2 separate regions of the Homo sapiens genome follow, and region 2 is linked to region 1. The links are chromatin loops, found by intact Hi-C in ENCODE. Cell type or tissue: Calu3. All regions are shown on one strand. Each heading gives the region's core, and the rest is flanking DNA. Links, peaks and the distances in the headings are about the cores only. Region 1 has its middle 530 kb from the start of LINC02655. Region 2 has its middle 210 kb from the start of LINC02655.

Region 1 (9,123 bases), core at 722-8,721:
TTAGACGAAGTCTCGCTTTTCTCCCCCAGGCTGGAGTGCAATGGCGTGATCTCGGCTCACTGCAACCTCCGCCTCCCGGGTTCAAGTGATTCTCCTGCCTTACCTTCCTTGGTGGCTGGGATTACAGGTGCCTGCCACCACACCTGGCTAATTTTTGTATTTTTAGTAGAGATGGGATTTCACCATGTTGGTCAGGCTGGTCTCAAACTCCTGACCTCAGGTGATCCTCCCGCCTGGGCCTCCCAAATTGCTGGGATTACAGGTGTGAGCCACCATGCCCGGCCAGGGTTTGGGTTATTTTTATTCAACTACATTGCTCAAAATTTCTCAAACAATGCTTGGACTCATTTTCCAGGTGTGTAAAATCCCTCATTAAATATGAGATATATAAAATCCCTCATTAAATATGAGGTGTGTAAAATCCCTCATTAAATATGTGTAAAATCCCTCATTAAATATGAGATATATAATATTGGAGATGCATATATAATGTGATATGTTAAGTTACACCTCAATTACAATGAATACCAACACATTATAACAACAAAATAAAGCCTGTATTAACAGTTTTCTTTTTCTACACTGACCTCAGTATGCTGAGAGCTTTTCTGAGGTGCAGCAAAATTGTCCATCCATCATTTCCAGCACACCATGTTTTAATGTTATAAGAATATTAGTAAAGGAAGAAGAATGTGCGCTTTTTCCCAAGAGAGGCATATTTACAAAGATTTCAAATTATATTTTATTCATGTAGGTTGCATCAAAATCAGTGAGATATTATTCATGATTGTTAAAAATTGTAAGCCAACCTAATGCCCAGCAAAGGAAAGTTGTTAAGTAAACTACGGAGCAACAACCTGATGGGACATTATGCATCAACAAACAGTGAGCATTTTGAAGACTCTGTAAGGAAACTGAAATGAAGATGTAAAACGGTTTTTAGGGGGTTATAGGAATTTTTGCTTTATTCATTTTACTATTAATGTGCTATAATGTTCCCACAATTAATAGTTATTGAAAAATTAATAAACAGAAGATGAAACTGAATTAGTTTAAGAAATTATTTGTGAAAAAGAAACATGTTCATTAAGTCTGCAAATGGACATAATGAAACAGAATATGTTAATTTCAAGCTGAGCATAAACTGACTTGGCCTGAGTCAATAGCAGGCTTAATTTTAAGTGTTGTGTCTACAATGTATTAGTGAGACAATGGTAGCTGTTTAAAGAAATAAGACGGAAACAATTCAAGGCAAAATGAACAATTAATTTAATCTAATAGAAAGTAATTTAAATCATCTGTTTGAAAAAGATTCCCCATTTATAACTTAACTTTTTTTTTTTTTTTTTTTTTTTTTTTTGAGATGGAGTCTTGCTCTGTCGCCCAGGCTGGAGTGCAATGGTGCGGTCTTGGCTCACTGCAACCTCCGCCTCCCAGGTTCATGCCATTCTCCTGCCTCAGCCTCCTGAGTAGCTGGGATTATAGGCACACACCACCATGCGCGGCTAATTTTTGTATTTTTAGTAGAGATGGGGTTTCACCATGTTGGTCAGGCTGGTCTCAAACTCCTGACCTCGTGATCTGCTCGCCTCGGCCTCCCAAAGTGCTGGGATTACAGGTGTGAGCCACTGCACTCGTCTGGAAACTTAACTTTTTAATAAAATAAATTTTTAAACATACTGCTTCCATGAATATTACTTACATATCAGATCTCACCTCCACAAAGTCAATTTTTTACATTAAAAAATCTAAAGTATAGACAAATATAATATTTTCCCCAGTTTTTTAGATATAATTTTACACAGAAAAATTTTGAAGACAGTGCACAGATCTTTCCATTATTAATTTTTATCCCACTTTTTTACTTTGTGCATGCTCTTTCTATGTATATATGTTTAATATTTTTTCAGGATACTGATACTATATGTTAGTATTTAATTATAATATATTATGTCCTATCTATATGTAAATAATATAATTCAATTATATAACAACTATAATGGCTTCCCTCTATACATGTTTTCCAAAAACTAATATAATGTTATTTTTAATTATATGCCATAATTAATTGCATAACATTAATGTATCAAATAGTTAATATATTAATAATTATATTTTAGATATAGTTTAGATTTCAATGAACCATAGATAAAAACTTAGGGGATTAAAAAAAAAAGAATAACTGCACCGAACATGTAGACTATTTTTCTTCTTATTTTTTAAAACAATACAGTATAACAACTTTTACATAGAATTTACATTGTACTAGGTATTGTATGTAATCTAGAGGTGATTTAAAATATAAGGGTGGATGGGCATAGATTATATGCAAACACTATGCCATTTTATATAAGGAACTTAAGCGTCTGTGAATTTTGGTATCCTCAAGTGGTGGGTCCTGAAACCAATGCCCTGCTGATACTGAGGGATTACTCTACATATATACATATATGTATATGTGTGTGTGTGTGTGTGTGTGTGTGTATACACACGTATATGTGTCGGTGTGTATTTTCCAGAATATTATTTCCAGAAGACCAAGAGGAGAGGAGAGAGTGATGAAAAAGTAGCAGCTAATATGCTTGGAAAACTTTAATTTCTATTTCCTAAGATCAAGAACATTTTTTACACATACATAGTACAATCATAGCATGGTTACCATGTAGAGTACACTTTGACAATAATGAGGGATAATGAATTAAATATTGAAAATATTTTCCATAAAGCATTTTAAAATGTAAAGTATGATGATATTGAAGAACAACAATGAAAAGAAGTTATACAATGGCTTTTTCAAAAAGAAGCAATGAGCCTATGGCTATGATGCACTAGCTGTATATAATAGATCAACCATTCTTCAGAAGATTAATGGAAAGCTAGTTTTAAAAACAACAAATTTTCTTGATGGTATCTTCAAGGTAGCTAGGATTTGAGACGCCAAGATCTCAGAGAAAAGGAAAGCTCTCTGGGCAGCTAAACGTCCATGGCTTCTCTTCTTAAAACATCCTCAAAACCAACACTAATATAAGTTTAAGTTCCTAATTTCAGCTCTTAGCAGTCTCTTTCCACTGTCAAAAATAGAAACTTGGAACTTAGAGCACTCTCAGGTGGAGTATTTCCAGGCTTTCACTTGAGGTCCCTGAAAGATCACACTGTAAAACTGAGGGTAAATCAGAAAGAAACTAGAACTTACAAAGCTTAAAACCAAGTTTGGTTGTAGAAAAATGATCTACTTTCACTTTAATAGCCTGCTAATATGTACAGAAAATTGCTGGAAAAATACGTTATCTGTAATCTCTTATTTTTTAATACACAATGTTTAGGAACTGTTGGAAACAGATAATCGGTGCCACGAAGAAAAGTCAGCACAGAGACAAAGGATCTCTCAGCAAGGCAATCTTTACTTTCTGCAGAAAGGGTGCCCTTCACAGATGGAACAGTAGCGAGAGCACATTTGAACAAAGGAAAAGCAGACATATTTATCCCTTAAGCATTTTGGTTGTCCTTACTTCTGTGTCCTGCATCCATTGGCTGGAGCTGGACCTCACAGTCCTAAACTGATACCCGATTTGCTAACAACCTGAAACTTTCCTAAATAGGTAAGTGCAAACAAAGAAGGAGAGGAAGTTGCTTATGAAAGGTTTAAGGAAGCAATAACATTTCCAAATAAGGAAGGAGCATCAGCTATGAGCTAAGACTTGCCTGGGCCTGTCTGGACACGCCTGAGTAAGCCAAAGCAACTAATTGGGCTAAAGTATAAGAACTGATAGTTGATAGAAGGCTTTAGAGTAAGAAGCTATTATTCCTACTGTCTATTATTTTATTTTTAAATCAAGATGAGCTTTGAAGAGGAACTTTTCTACTTTCTACAGGAACCAGTAAACTTACCTGGAAAACTAATTAACAAGAATAAGTTAAAACAGACAATAAAAACAGATTCACAAGGTTGTCAGATATATATTTTTAAGATAACAACTGATAAATATGTTCAGAAAAATAAATGACAGGATGAAGAACTATAGAATTGAAAACTATGACAAATAAAATTATTAATACAATATATAGGATTAATAGCAGGTTATTTATAGCTAAAGAGAAGATTTGTATTCCGGAAAATAGGGCATTAGGACTTCTTCAAAGTAAGACATGGAGAAAAAAGAGTCAAAAAATATAATAATGACTATAATATCTTAGGTGGAATATACTGATAAGTTTTCTTATCTATTGGATACCCACAAGGCAAAAAGAGAGATAATATTTGGGAGAGATTATGGTTAAGAATTTTTAAAATCTGATAAAAGATATAAAGTCATAGAGTCAATGAGCTGAAACAAAAAAAAAAGGCAGGGTAATTACAAAGAAAATCCTACTAAGGCATATCGTAGCCAAATTGCTGAAAATAAAAAATATTGAAAAATTTTAGAACCATTTAAAGAAAAATGTCAGATTGTCTTCAAACGTCAACAAAGGACATACAGCCAATTACACAGTGAAAAGAGCATGAGCCACAAGAAATGAGATATATAAAGTCCCAAAAGAAAATAACTGTAGGCATACAATTTAATACCCAAATAATATATTCTTCCAATTTAATGTGAAAAAGGCATTTTCAAATCAATAAAAGCTGATAGAATTTATTATCAGCAGAACTACATTAAAAGAGACATTAAAAAATATTTTCGAGGCAGAAGAAAGTAGGATCCCAAATAGAAACAAAGAAATACAGGAAGGAAGAAAAATAATGGGAAGGGTAAATATAAAATGAATGTTTACTATTAAAAATAATACTCATGATGTTTTATGGGGTTTGAAATACAAGCAAAATACAAATACTCTGATGGACTTATGTTTTCAGCCATAATCAAATAGATTGGAGGAGACTAAGGCCCCACTGAAGACAGCTAGAAAAGCTGCATAAAATAGGTTTGTTTGTTTTTAGTAATCTGTTTAAAGGCATCAGCTTTGAGCTGGCAAGGCAGCCAGGAGTTGAGAAGCCATATCCTGGAGAGAAGCTTATTGAGATAAACCAACTTCCTGTATGCTAATGAGAATCTCTCAAGGCGTTATCCAAATCTTATCACAGGCAAGAGGGTAAGGAGCTAGGTGTAGAGCAGTGCTAAGGGATAGAGAAGCTAATAGAGCTTTAGGCAACCTACGGAGTTGCGAGACAAAAAAAAATTGCATTTTGGGGCTGCCAAAACAACCAGAATTTAGAAGGCCAAGATCTGATAGAGAAGGCAACTGCAGGCAAGTGAGAACAATACTTAACATAGATTTTCTCCTTTAGTCATTTGTAATTAAGCTTCAAAGGGCAAGTGACAAAATAGCCAAACACAAAGGAGCATAAAAAAAGAGAATAATTTTTGGCAATGTCACGGTGCAAGGAAGACAGATATTTGAATTCAGAACTCAGAAAAAAAGAAGGGGCCCTCAGAAACACTCGCTGGACTCCTGGAAGGTCACTTAGTAGGAGTAGGGGAAAACAGAAATAAATATGTCCTTTCAAAGGCTGCAGAGCAGCCTTGAATGAGCTAAATTTGTGGCTCCATTGAGATGATCTGCTGCTGTACTGCCATCTAGAGGGCAGGGTTAAGCTTTTCTGAAGGAAGATAACATCCATGGCGTCTAAAATGGATGGCATACAATGCAAAATTAGCATTCAATTTAAAAATAAAAAATAAACATTGCGCTTTAAAGATTGCAAAAAGTTATCCCAATTGTATTGTTACTTGAATCTATGTTCCTTGCAATATGTCTTTGCTGTTCTTCCATCAGGAGACAGAGGACATTTCCCCATCCGTTGTATCTAGGCAGACAATGGGTTGAGATGAGCTGTGACTTATATGAATATGCTGAAAGTGATCATGTATCAGTTCAGGGCTCAAGATTTGTGTACTTCTCTCTCTTTCTCTTTCTCCCTCTCTGTCTCTCTGTTTTTGATTCCTATAACCACCACATGAATAGCCTGGTCTAACATATTAGAGAATGAGGGACGACATGGAAGAGAGCCCAGAGCCCATTTGATCTATCTGATATTTCCTAGATCAGTTTAAAGTTCATCTCAAACTTGTGAAAGGGTGAAGCCATGATTGATAGATACACCAACTTCATACCCAGCTGACTGCAGATACATAGTGGAGCCCAAATGAGATGAGAACTACAAGGAGTTGATTGGTAGATTCATGAGCAATAGGAGACACTCAGTTTTGGAGTTGCTTATAATACAGCAGTAGCTAACTGAAAAACTTATTAATAGAAAGTAAGAGAAAAACCAGACAATAGAAACATACCTTTAAATGATCCAGTTATTGAAGATACTAGACATGGGCTTTACAACACCTGTGATTAATATATTCACTAACATTCAGACTAAGAGCCAAGTTGTCAACAGAAAGAGCAGGAAAACAGAATACAATGGAAAAACAACTTTAAAATTCTGAATGAATATGTTTCAATCTAGAATTCTATAGCCCCTGAATATATTTTTCACAATTAAAGTTGAAATAAAAACATCTCTAAGGAATTAAAAAGGCACAAAAAAGAGAGAGATTATTACCTGTAGAACCTCACAAAATTTAAATAAAATGTTAATGGCAGAATACTTCAGTCACTAGGAAAACTTAAAAAAATAACCCTAGATTACCCCGCCCCACAAATGCAGAGAGGTGAAGAGCAACAGAAAGTGTCATATATGGATATAAATGAATAAATATTGAGTATACAAAAATTTTAAAATAATATTAGGTGATGACTAAAATACATATAAAAATACATGTCAACAATTTTACAGGAGAGGGACAAGTGGAGTTAAAGAAACCCCAAATTCAATAAATTCTTGGAACTAGATAAAATTAATACTTATAAATATCATGAGTAAAACTGGGGGCCTCCATACAGACTTGAAGAGAGTATTTTGAACAACTTTATGGCACTAAATTTAAAAAATGTAGTTAAATGGAAAACTTCATTTAAAAAGATAATTTATTAAAATCAACCCAAGATGAAATTTAAAATCTGTATTATTGTATTTTTATTACTGTGGTTAAATCTGTAATTGAGTATTTTCTGCCAACAACATGAGGCTGTGATGGTTTCACTGGTAAATACCTAGAGTTGTTTTCATTCCTTTTTTAATTGCCAATTTTGAAATTTATTTCTTGTGACAATGCTGCAAGGTAGATTAACCCGTTTCACAAATTAGGAAACTGAGATTTAAAGAGTGTGTGAATAAAGGTTAGATTTGACTTTACGTAATAATAAAAAAAGTTGCTCAAAGAAAACAGGAGTTTTTTCTCTTATGCGACCATGAATCTCAGTAATTTCATTCATAATATGGTATTCATAATATTGCTTTTCTAAAAGATGGAGTTTTTGTCAGATGATTTCTTAGGGATCGATAATTCTAGCAGGGAAGAAAAATCAAATTAGGTTTGTATTATGTAACTTTGCAAATCTCTATTTTGTGTTATATATTCAAACTTCTGGGGATTCTTGAGTTCTACTATTTGTTTTGTTAAGCTAAAATTTTCTGTGAATTATTGGAAATCAGTCGTTTTCTGTGTCTTTTACCGAGACAAGGAACTAAGCCTGCAGATTTTGTATTCGAGACAGCATTATTAGTATACTCTGTTTCAATGAAAACTGAAAGCATACATCCGTTCATTTACTTCACTCATTCAACAAGTATTTTGTGATCATCTATGTTGTGATAGATATAGAGCAAACACCTAATTCATGCCATCATGAAGTTTGTCATGCATAGAAAAGGACAGTCATTAATCAAAAAAAAATTTTTTTTCTTTTTTTGAGATGGAGTCTCACTCTGTCGCCCAGGCTTGAGTGCAGTGGTGCGATCTCGGCTCACTGCAGCTTTTGCCTGCCGAGTTCAAGCAATTCTCTTGCCTCAGCCTCCAAAGTACCTGGGACTACAGGCACGCGCCATTTTTTGTATTTTTAGTAGAGACGGCGTTTCACCGTGCTGGTCAGGCTGGTCTCCAGCTCCTGACCTCGTGATCTCCCCGCCTCGGCCTTCCAAAGTGCTGGCTTACAGGCGTGAGCCACCGTGCCTGGCCCATTAATCAAAATTTTGAAAGTAAATCCATATCTCCCAACACTGTTAAGTCCTCTGGAGGAGTGTTTCTCCACACTGGGACAGTGCTAGTGGAAAGGAAGGGCCTGATGTAGCCCAGGGGTCAAGAGAGCATTCACTTGGGCCGGGCGCCTGGCTCACACCTGTAATCCCAGCACTTTGGGAGGCCGAGGCAGGCAGATCACTTGAGGTCAGGAGTTTGAGACCAGCCTGGCCAACATGGCAAAACCCCGTCTCTACTAAAATCAGAAAAATTAGCTGGGTGTGGTAGCGTCCACCTGTAGTCCTAGATACGCAGGAGGCTGAGGCAGGAGAATCACTTGAACTCTGGAGGTGGAGGTTGCAGTGAGCCGAGACCAGGCCACTGCACTCCAGTCTGGGTGACGGAGCGAGACTCCATCTCAAAAAACAAACAAACAAACAAAATGAGCATTTGCTGAAACACATCTTTGAAGTAAGATCAGAAGGAGCAGCTCACTCACTAGGCCAGGTGGGGAGGTTGTGGTGGGACAGTGTGGAGCAAAAGAGGAACTGTAGGCCGAAAGGAGCGGGATCTGCGCGAGAGGCACCATGAACAAGTAGAGTGACTGTGGCAAAGCAAATGGAGGGCCAGTGGTTCGGGAATGGGCGGGGGAATGGGAGAGGGTGTGCAAAGGGGCAACCGCAGTGACTCCTCATGCTGCAAGTCTTGTCACGTCTATCCACTGTGAAGAAACTGTTGCGATGATAAATTAGATGCAAATAATAATGCCTTAGTGTTTAAAAGGAATACAGGATGGGGAGGGGAGTTCTTTTGTAAGGGGTATAGAGTAGTAGGCTTGCCAGGTGAAGAAGTTCTGGATATCCGCTTCACAACAATGTGAATATACTTAACACTACTGAACTGTACACTTAAAAAGGGCTCAGATGGCAAATTTTATGTTACTTTTTAAAAATTACAATAAAAAATGACTGCAAAAAAGGAATGGAAATTCCATTTCCTATATATTTCATATCACTGGTAACTCCATTACTTTTAAGTCAGGTAAATAGGG
Region 2 (9,123 bases), core at 470-8,469, 320 kb before region 1:
TCCATTTAAACATTAAACATAATTTATTTAAACATTTTAATACCTGCACTACACTTTAGACCACTTAAAAATAATAAACGTTCTATATTTTCTGTTTGTCATTTTTCTCCTTTATGTTAAGATTTTGTTAAATTATTTTCCCTAGGTGCTTCATAGTTTTGGATGTTAACATAAATGGTACTTAAATTTTTTTTTGTAGCCTCTTTTTTCATTGCTGTGTTGAAACGCAATAGATTTTTTGTCTGGTATTATATCTGCTAAATTCCAGTTCAAATAATGTGTCTGTAGATTAGTATAAGTTATCTCTATATATCATGTCATCTATGATAATTACAGATTTGTTTTCTTTTTCTACCCACGTGGTTTAATTTTTATTCTTGTCTTGCTGGCTATGACTTCAGAACAGTGTTGAATTGGTGGTAACAGACAACTTGGTCTTCTTCCTGACCTTGAGGGAAACATGTTCAATATTTCCCCACAAAGTATGATGTGTGCTGTAAAATGTTTACCTTATAATTGTTCAACCTATTGACATTCTGAGATGGAAGGGTCTCCAGGGTCCCAGAACTAGAAGAGAAGGCTAGCAGTATGGCTGCTACCCAAGATTAAGTGGCAATAGGCACTCTCATGGGGTCAGGAAGAACAAAAAAGCCTGACATTAGAGTAAATGGGTCAGTGGGGGTGTTGATAAGATGTTGAAAGATGATAGAAGGGAAAGCAGGCAGTGAGAGGCAGGGACAGGGACTGTTGGGTCACTCTCACCAATCCCAGGATTAGTCTTGGCAGGAAACCTCGATGCCTGGACAGGAGTTCCTATACCTCTGCAGAGGATACAGAGATAGGATGATTAGCACAAGGGGCCATTCCTCATTTCTGCCCACATCAGATTCTGAATCTGTCCTGTTTATTTCAATTATACCAAATGTGAAATAATCATTGAACTTTCTTTGGGGTTGCCAGGCTGGCTTTCCTGGCAGATAGTGGGAGGTAGATGACCGCACACCCCAAATTGTCAAAACTGAGCACACTTCTCCATGAGCACAAGGGTTTCAGAGATTCAAGAACCATTCTAACCATTGGGAGTAAAGGAGACTAGTACATGACTTTCATTTTCTTTAGACCTGTTTTAGAGTTTTAGAATATGTTTTTGTTTTTATTTTCTTGTAAGACGTTAAGAAATTTTAGACAAATCTAAAATCCCTCTGATACATCCTCCCTGATCCCTTTCTCCTCTCACTCTACTCCTCAGAGGAAACCACCAAACCACGATCATTAGTTTGTTGTATCTCCTTCCAGATGTTTCAGTGAATTTGTACTCATATGACTACAGAAAATATATAGTGTTATTGTGTGTGTGTGTTGAATACTATCACATTAAAGTTACATTTTCCCTGTTTACCTTTTGGAGTGTCAGTTTCCTCAAAAGGTATTTTTAGAGAAAATGTTGCAAGAACCACAGTGAAACACTTTTCTCTGGAAACGTTTGTCAGGGATGATAATGAACATGGAGGAGGAAGATGCTAATGCCATTGAAACTCAAGACTAAGAAAATTGAAAAAGGCTTAATTTATAGTGGGAACTGCATGGCAGAGAAAAGAAAAACAGCTGCCCTGAATTTCATCCATCCTTGCCCAATTCCCACAGGACACCCACACATCTTAGCAACAAGGAGTGCAAGTGAGGGCTCTGGTTGGCATCAAAATGTCTATTGTTTCCTCTCCTTAAGATAAAATCTGAATGAAGAGGCTAAATGAGTTTCCTTTAAGCATGGAAAGGCTCTTGTTCCATTGCGATAGGACTGCTGCGAAGATGAGGGATGAATATGAGGTGTGTGTTTTAAGGACTCTGCTTCCAATTATTATCATTCCTTTATTGTTGAGAAGCAGTGTCTGTATTAGAAGGATCAGGGACTGAATACTCTTCAGAAATTCATTATACTCAGCAGCCACTTTTTAACCTTTGCCTGTGAGTGATTTTTGTAATGCACTCATAGTGGACGATTTTTAAATTCTAAAGGTGAATGAAATGGCATTGTCAAAGTGGTAATGTCTATGGTGATGAGAACACTAGTGCCTGGAAATTGAGTTCTTCAAGGGAGGGATATCATGGGAAGAGTTAGAAAGAATTGTGTCTTGATTTCCAATATATTAATTTATTCAAAGAGCTTCATCTACTTATATATCAGAATCACAGAATATTAGATTCAAAAAGACATTAGAAATAATCCAGCTATTGAAATAAATTTTATGGAGATAACAAGAGAGGCAGACAGACCACATGAACAGTCCAAGGTCACACAGCTAGTTCGTGGAAAGAACAAGAAAAATCCAGGCTTCCTGAACTGAGATGGGTGCAATGGGTGTTCTCTGCAGTGTGTTGCCTCCTTAATTTGGCCATGTATCGATCCATGTATTGATTGAAGAATTCCCATAGAATGAAGCTTTTGAGAGATGGTATGGGGTAGAGGAAGGGACATTAGTTATGGGATTAGATGCTTGAATTTGAATTGTGAATCTGTCACCTGTGACTGTAGGTAAATCCCTTTACTGGCCAACCTTAGTTTGACTACCTGAAATCTTATCTTGCAGGGGTCTTGGGAGAACTAAATAAAACTCCAGGAAAGTGCCAACACAGAGCCCAGCACAGTGAAGGCTCTTGAAAAACTATAATTTCCATCTTCTCTGTTTAAAAATATGTCAAAAGGGAAGAAATAAAGGAACAGAAAAAAAAGTGAAACCTAGAAATATAGTCATGTGCAGCATAGTGACAATTTTTTCAGTGACAGGACTGCATATAGGACAGTGGTCCCATAAGATTATTATACCATTTTTTAATTGGACCTTTTCTATGTTTAGATACACAAATACTTACCATTGTGTTACAATTGCCTACAGTATTCAGTATAGTAACATGTTGTACAGGTTTATAGCCTAGGAGCAACAGGTCAAACCATATAGCCTAAGGATGCAGCAGGCTATACCATTTAGGTCTGTGTTAAGTTCACCCTGTGAAGTTCATGTAATGAAAAATCACCTAATCATGTTTCTCAGAACATATCCCTATCATTAAGTGACACATGACTTCAATTCTTATTGGAAATATCTCTGATCTTGGGATATCTATATTTTTCTTTTTTTCTTCCTTTCCTAATCTACTAATTGAAGTCACCAACAGTAACTCCAGTTGTGCCTCATCTGCAAAGTGACCTTGGGAACTCTGGCTTGCCAGGGAAGGCTGCGAGGGGTCTAATTTTATACAATGACCCAAGAAATGGTGAAGAAAGCTCTAGAACTTGTGTTTGGGCCCTGAATCACTTAGATCCAGGGATTCAGAGGGAGAGAAGGTAAAGGTCATCTCTGATTTCTTAGGAACCGCCCTCAGTGCACAGGAAACTCATTTTGAAAATGCAGAAAAATAGTTATTGTGTTTTTCCCAAGGGTGATTATTTGTTGTGGGTATAAAGGTGTGGTTTTTCGTGTGCTACTTGCTGGGGACATCAAAATGCCCCCTGATTGATCCCAGCTCCTGCAGGTTTGATGCATGATGCAGGTTTGACCATGTTTAAACCTGCCCTCTACTAGCTGTTTGGGAGTCAAGGATAAACAAGCTACATTCTCACATTTGGAGAAAATGGTCTCAATCCTTGATAGAAGGGCTGTGAGAAACCAAGCTAGAAAATCAATATGAAACAAAGTAACAGAAATAAAGACTTATGCCTCCATCTCTACTCCTGTGACCCTGATAGAAATGTGAAGGAAATGTAAATATGCTTTCATTTAGAGAAGGGGATTTTCATTTAGAGAAGCTGCTTGAACTAGCGGCACTGTTGTGGGACCAGATGCTAGAAAGGACCCACAGCACTTACTCTGAACCCTCCTCTGAAGAAAGTGGCAAAACCTCAAGACATTCCAGGAAGGAGAGAGGATTCAGGCCATGAACTATGGGGAGAAGGTGTCCCTCAGATTACAGTCTGGAAGCAATATGTCAGGTGAAGGTAGCAGCAGCAGAGGCGTTTTTACTGATTTCAAGACTTTCTCTGCAAATGAGGGTGAAAGAACCTGAAAGGAAGCTTGAGAATTCCCAGGGGTCTTGACCAGAAGGCTGGGGAGGGAGGGGTTGGCTCACAGATTCCCTGGCAGATGAACAGCAGATGGCAGCAACGAGGGACTGCTGCAGATTCTGGGTTTCTCTCTCAGCACTGAACAGAGGCACAGCCATGAATGGGATTTACAGAAAACCCACAATGAATGTTACATAGAACTGGGGTGCTGCCCCACCACAGCGTGAGGTGGAAACGGGCCCCGGGCAGGTACAGTTGCACTGGGAAGAGTCTGGCCCTACTGGCTCTGGCACCTTCCTATAAGCATCAGTGCATACTCAGAAGAGGCACAGGAGTTGCTGGGGTGAGGGTGATGACCAGTGGGGTGGGGGTTGGGGGTACCCATGACCCCATGACCATCCCTCTGGGGAAGCATCTCTCTGGTTTCAGGAGAATGTTCAAAAGTGTTCTCTAGTTTTCTAGCAATAGCTGTGGGGCTTTTAGTTGATTCTTCATACACTTGCACCAAATGTTCCATGTCTTCTATCCTGAGATCTAGATCGTGTCCCGGGGTTGGAATCTGGCAAACGTGGATGAGAATACCACAGGGGACATGAAGGCAGAGTGGAGAGAATGAATAGACATTGACCGTGATGTTAATGATGATAAGAGAGAGAAGAAAACTTGGCCAGAATCTGCTTTTACATGGCAGAAATAGTAACTGATAGCAAACTGGTACCAAAGCTGCTGGGAAGTCTGCTGGGGGAAAAGCTGTATTTGTACAGTGAAGAAAGGTACCTGCTCTCAGAGTAAGAAGGAAATAGCTTAACATGGATACTCATGGGCCAGCTAAGAGGAGTGGAAAGCCCCAGGCACCTTCCTCAGATAGCTTAAATGCCTCATGCCTGGGGGCACGCTCCCTTTATTTGATTGGAGCTGTCTCCTTGGCCTCCTCCGCCACCTTGCTGTCCCATTAGCTTTGGCTCCTTCAAGCAAATGGGTTCTCCTGGCATCTTTTCTTTATCTCTTATGCAGGTTTTTCCTTCCTACACTGTGGGCTGGCCAACCCTTCCCTCAATCTGATCCTACCTGTGATCTAGTGGAACTAATAGACATTTCTGGCTTGTGGTTTAAGGCTGTAGGAGTACGTGTTTACCTTTAAATATTTAATGGGTTTTGCCTCCCTTATACTTTTCTCTGTTCTGGATAGGGAGAAATTGTCAAATATTTAGGCACATAGTAGGAGAAAAAGCCCACTGTACACTTATATTTGGAAAGCACCAATTAATATTTGAAAAGCGCCAATTATAAAAAACAAAAAACTGCCTTTGCAGAGAGCAACCTAGTGGGGAAAAATGATAATGATATTCTGCTAATTCTAGCTTTTTCCAATTGTTTTAGTCACTCTGTACTTCTTATTCTGTAGCTTTGCTATTGTTTTTCATGTGCTTTTTGACTTTCCACCTCTTTAGTTGACATTTTGTTTCTGTTTTTCTGTTTCTTGTTCTGTTTGAACTATTGTTCTTTTTTATGTATAATTACAGTGTAAGCCAGAAGTCCAGATAACGTTAAGCTAGAAAGCCCCTATTAATATGCATTTGTACCACAAAAAGTAATGAGCGCATTTGTATGACAAATGAAAATGTGTTATCTTGGAGAATAGTGAACACGAAGGTTAGGCAATGTGAAGATTCAATGACGTTTTCCCAAGTTCAAGGATTGCATTTAGGAACTATATTTCCCCTGGGTTAGAGGTGGGTGTTAAGTAGAAAGAGAATTGGAAGCTGATAAAGGAATTACTAACACTGCCATTTGTTTTACAAATTTCAATTAAAGGATTTAATATGATAGTTAAACTATAAATTACATTTAGTAAAGGTGCAAGATGGGCATTTTCCTTAATTTAATATTCCTGCCTAATGGCAGGGGGCATTAATCCCTGAGTCACTGGGTGGTCTCAAACTCAAACTAAAATCCTGGTATTTATGATTCCCGGTTAAACAATACTGTGCATCAGACAGCAGAGTCGAATAAAGTAGTTTTTTCTTTAGAGCCTAGAATTTGATATGATCCCATTGCACTTGAAACATTTAGCAGATCTAGAATGAATCAAATGTTTGGATAAACCACTGCAGTTTATCTTTCATTTGCTTGACAATTGCAAATGAAGTATGATTTGATTTTGTTGGGTTGCAAAGCCAATATAAAGGAACATTTAAGGAAAAAGAGCATCAAGACATGAATGTATACTTAATGTTATCAAATTATAAAAACTTAACAAAATCAATTTTGCAGAATTTATAGAGAGAGTTCCATGACATTTCCAATCAGGTGAAAAGGGCTTATCTTTTTCAATCACAAAGCTTAACATACTTTATCTAGTGCTTCGCATTTTTAATTTACACTCTGTTAAAGGGCTAACTCCAAGTTGATTTGTGTGTGTGTATGTATACATGATATATGTATATATATATACACACACGCACACACATATATATGTATATAATAAAGGCTTTTGAATCAAGTGTTCCATGTCTTCTCTTACTGGAGGTCCAGATAGAGACCAGTGTTCTGGTGATAGGAATATAATACAGAATATAATTCTACAGAGAAGAAATGAATGCAGAGTGGAGATGATGCAGACATCAACTATGATATTAACGACCATGAAATAGAAAAGAAAACGATCAGAATTTGGAAGAGCTTTAGCTAAGAGGCACAGAATCAGCTTCTACATGGAGTTTGTGAAGCTATGAAAATTTGTTAGTGGTTTTTTCAGCATAAATGATAGCAGGCAACAGCCTGATAAGAATACTTCTCTACCTAAAATTCTTCCACAGATGCCACTGCTCTTATGATCAAGTTCTTTATAGTCATTTTTTGGCCTTGGAAATTTGGCTACTTTTTATGCCCTGGCCTCTTGCTCTCCAGCCACATTCTTTCTGCTCCTTAGAACTCTGCATATAACTTGCTGCCTCAACCCACCTAATTCCTTGAGCTCACTTGCTCCTGCTGGGTTTCCAGTTCTGCAGGGAAGGCTTCCCTTTCCAAGGACTAAGTTAGGGATTCTTGCTATATGCTCTCATAACACCCTCTGTCACTAACGTTGTAGTCAGTTACTACTTTGTTATTTCTTTAGTGCCGGTCTCCCTCTTTAGACTGGTATTTCCATGAGTAGGGACCATTATCTGTCTTGCTTAAGCATGTTGCATGGCACATAAGAAAAAAAGTTAATTGGATGAATAAATGAACAAGGGAGAAACTTGTTATTGTGGGTTTGTATGCCTTCCCCACAACAAAACAAAAGATATGTCGAAGTCCTTAATCCTCAGTACTGTGAATGTGTCCTTACTTGGAAATAGGGTCTTTATAGATATAATCAAGTTAAAGTGAGGCCATTAGGGTAGGCCTTAATCTAATATGACTGGTGTCCTTATAGGAGGAAAATGCCACAGGAAGACAGAGACACATGCAAGAAACTGCATAGGGCGACAGAGGCAGAGGCTGGGGTGATGCTTCTATAAGCCAAACACCATGGATTGATGGCCTCCACCAGAAGCTAGGACGAGAACAGGAAGGATTCTAGTGAGTCTTAAAGGTGAGAGGTGACAGCGTGCTGGCAGTCCTCAGAGCCCTCGCTTGCTCTCGGCACCTCCCCTGCCTGGGCTCCCACTTTGGTGGCATTTGAGGAGCCCTTCAGTCCCCCACTGCACTGTGGGAGCCCCTTTCTGGGCTGGCCAAGGCCGGAGCCCACTTCCTCAGCTTGCAGGGAGGTGTGGAGGGAGAGGCACGAGCGGGAACCGGGGCTGTGTGCGGCGCTTGCGGGCCAGCTGGAGTTCCGGGTGGGCGTGGGCTTGGTGGGCCCCGCACTCGGAGCAGCCAGCCAGCCAGCCCTGCTGGCCCCGGGCAATGGGGGACTTAGCACCCGGGCCAGTGGCTGCGGAGGGTGTACTGAGTCCCCCAGCAGTGCTGGCCCACTGGCGCTGCGCTCGATTTCTTGCGAAGCCTTCTTGGGAAGGCCTTGGCTGCCTTCCCACGGGGCAGGGCTCGGGACCTGCAGCCCGCCATGCCTAAGCCTCCCACCCACTCCATGGGCTCCTGTGCGGCCCGAGCCTCCCTGACGAGCGCCACCCCCTGCTCCATGGCGCCCAGTCCCATCGACCACCCAAGGGCTGAGGAATGCGAGTGCACGGCACAGGACTGGCAGGCAGCTCCACCTGCAGCCCCGGTGCGGGATCCACTAAGTGAAGCCAGCTGGGCTCCTGAGTCTGGTGGGGACGTGGAGAGTCTTTATATCTAGCTCAGGGATTGTAAATATACCAATCAGCACCCAGTGTTTAGCTCAAGGTTTGTGAGTGTACCAATCGACACTCTGTATCTAGCTGCTCTGGTGAGGACGTGGAGAGTTTTTAGATCTAGCTCAGAGATTGTAAATACACCAATCAGCACCCTGTGTTTAGCTCAAGGTTTGTGAGTGCACCCATCGACACTGTATCTAGCTGCTCTGGTGAGGACGTGGAGAACCTTTATGTCTAGCTCAAGGATTGTAAACACACCAATCAGCACCCTGTGTTTAGCTCAAGGTTTGTGAATGCACCAATCGACACTCTGTATCTAGCTGCTCTGGTAGGGCCTTGGAGAACCTGTGTGTGGAAACTCTGTATCTAACTAATCTGATGGGGACATGGAGAACTTTTGTATCTAGCTCAGGGATTGTAAACGCACCAATCAGCACCCTGACAAAACAGGCCACTCGGCTCTACCAATCAGCAGGATGTGGGTGGGGCCAGATAAGAGAATAAAAGCAGGCTGCCCGAGCCAGCATTGGCAACCCGCTCGGGTCCCCTTCCACACCGTGGAAGCTTTGTTCTTTCGCTCTTTGCAATAAATCTTGCTACTGCTCACTCTTTGGGGGTCCACGCTGCTTTTATAAGCTGTAACACTCACCACGAAGATCTGCAGCTTCACTCCTGAGCCCAGCAAGACCACGAGCCCACCGTGAGGAATGAACAACTCCAGACGCGCTGCCTTAAGAGCTGTAACACTCACTGCGAAGGTCTGCAACTTCACTCCTGAGCCAGCAA

Evidence for each region. Hi-C counts contacts between places; a loop is a spot of excess contacts. Peaks named below come from ENCODE experiments on the same cell type or tissue, not always from the same donor. Only the 100,000 strongest peaks of a DNase experiment are listed, where the experiment ranks them.
Region 2: it touches region 1 in a loop (14-fold over the local background); 3 of 110 quality-filtered maps call a loop at or near these places.

Annotation. Positions count from the first base shown.
Region 1 is chr10:81,174,439-81,183,561 of GRCh38, forward strand. No RefSeq gene overlaps it. Among named protein-coding and RNA genes, the nearest start is that of LINC02655, 530 kb to the left of the region's middle. RefSeq lists an enhancer at 3,181-4,380. In Calu3, for the core only: a CTCF peak has its summit at 5,593 (motif pointing left); a DNase peak (open chromatin) is centred at 5,573.
Region 2 is chr10:80,851,415-80,860,537 of GRCh38, forward strand. No RefSeq gene overlaps it. Among named protein-coding and RNA genes, the nearest start is that of LINC02655, 210 kb to the left of the region's middle. In Calu3, for the core only: a CTCF peak has its summit at 4,153 (motif pointing right); a DNase peak (open chromatin) is centred at 4,157.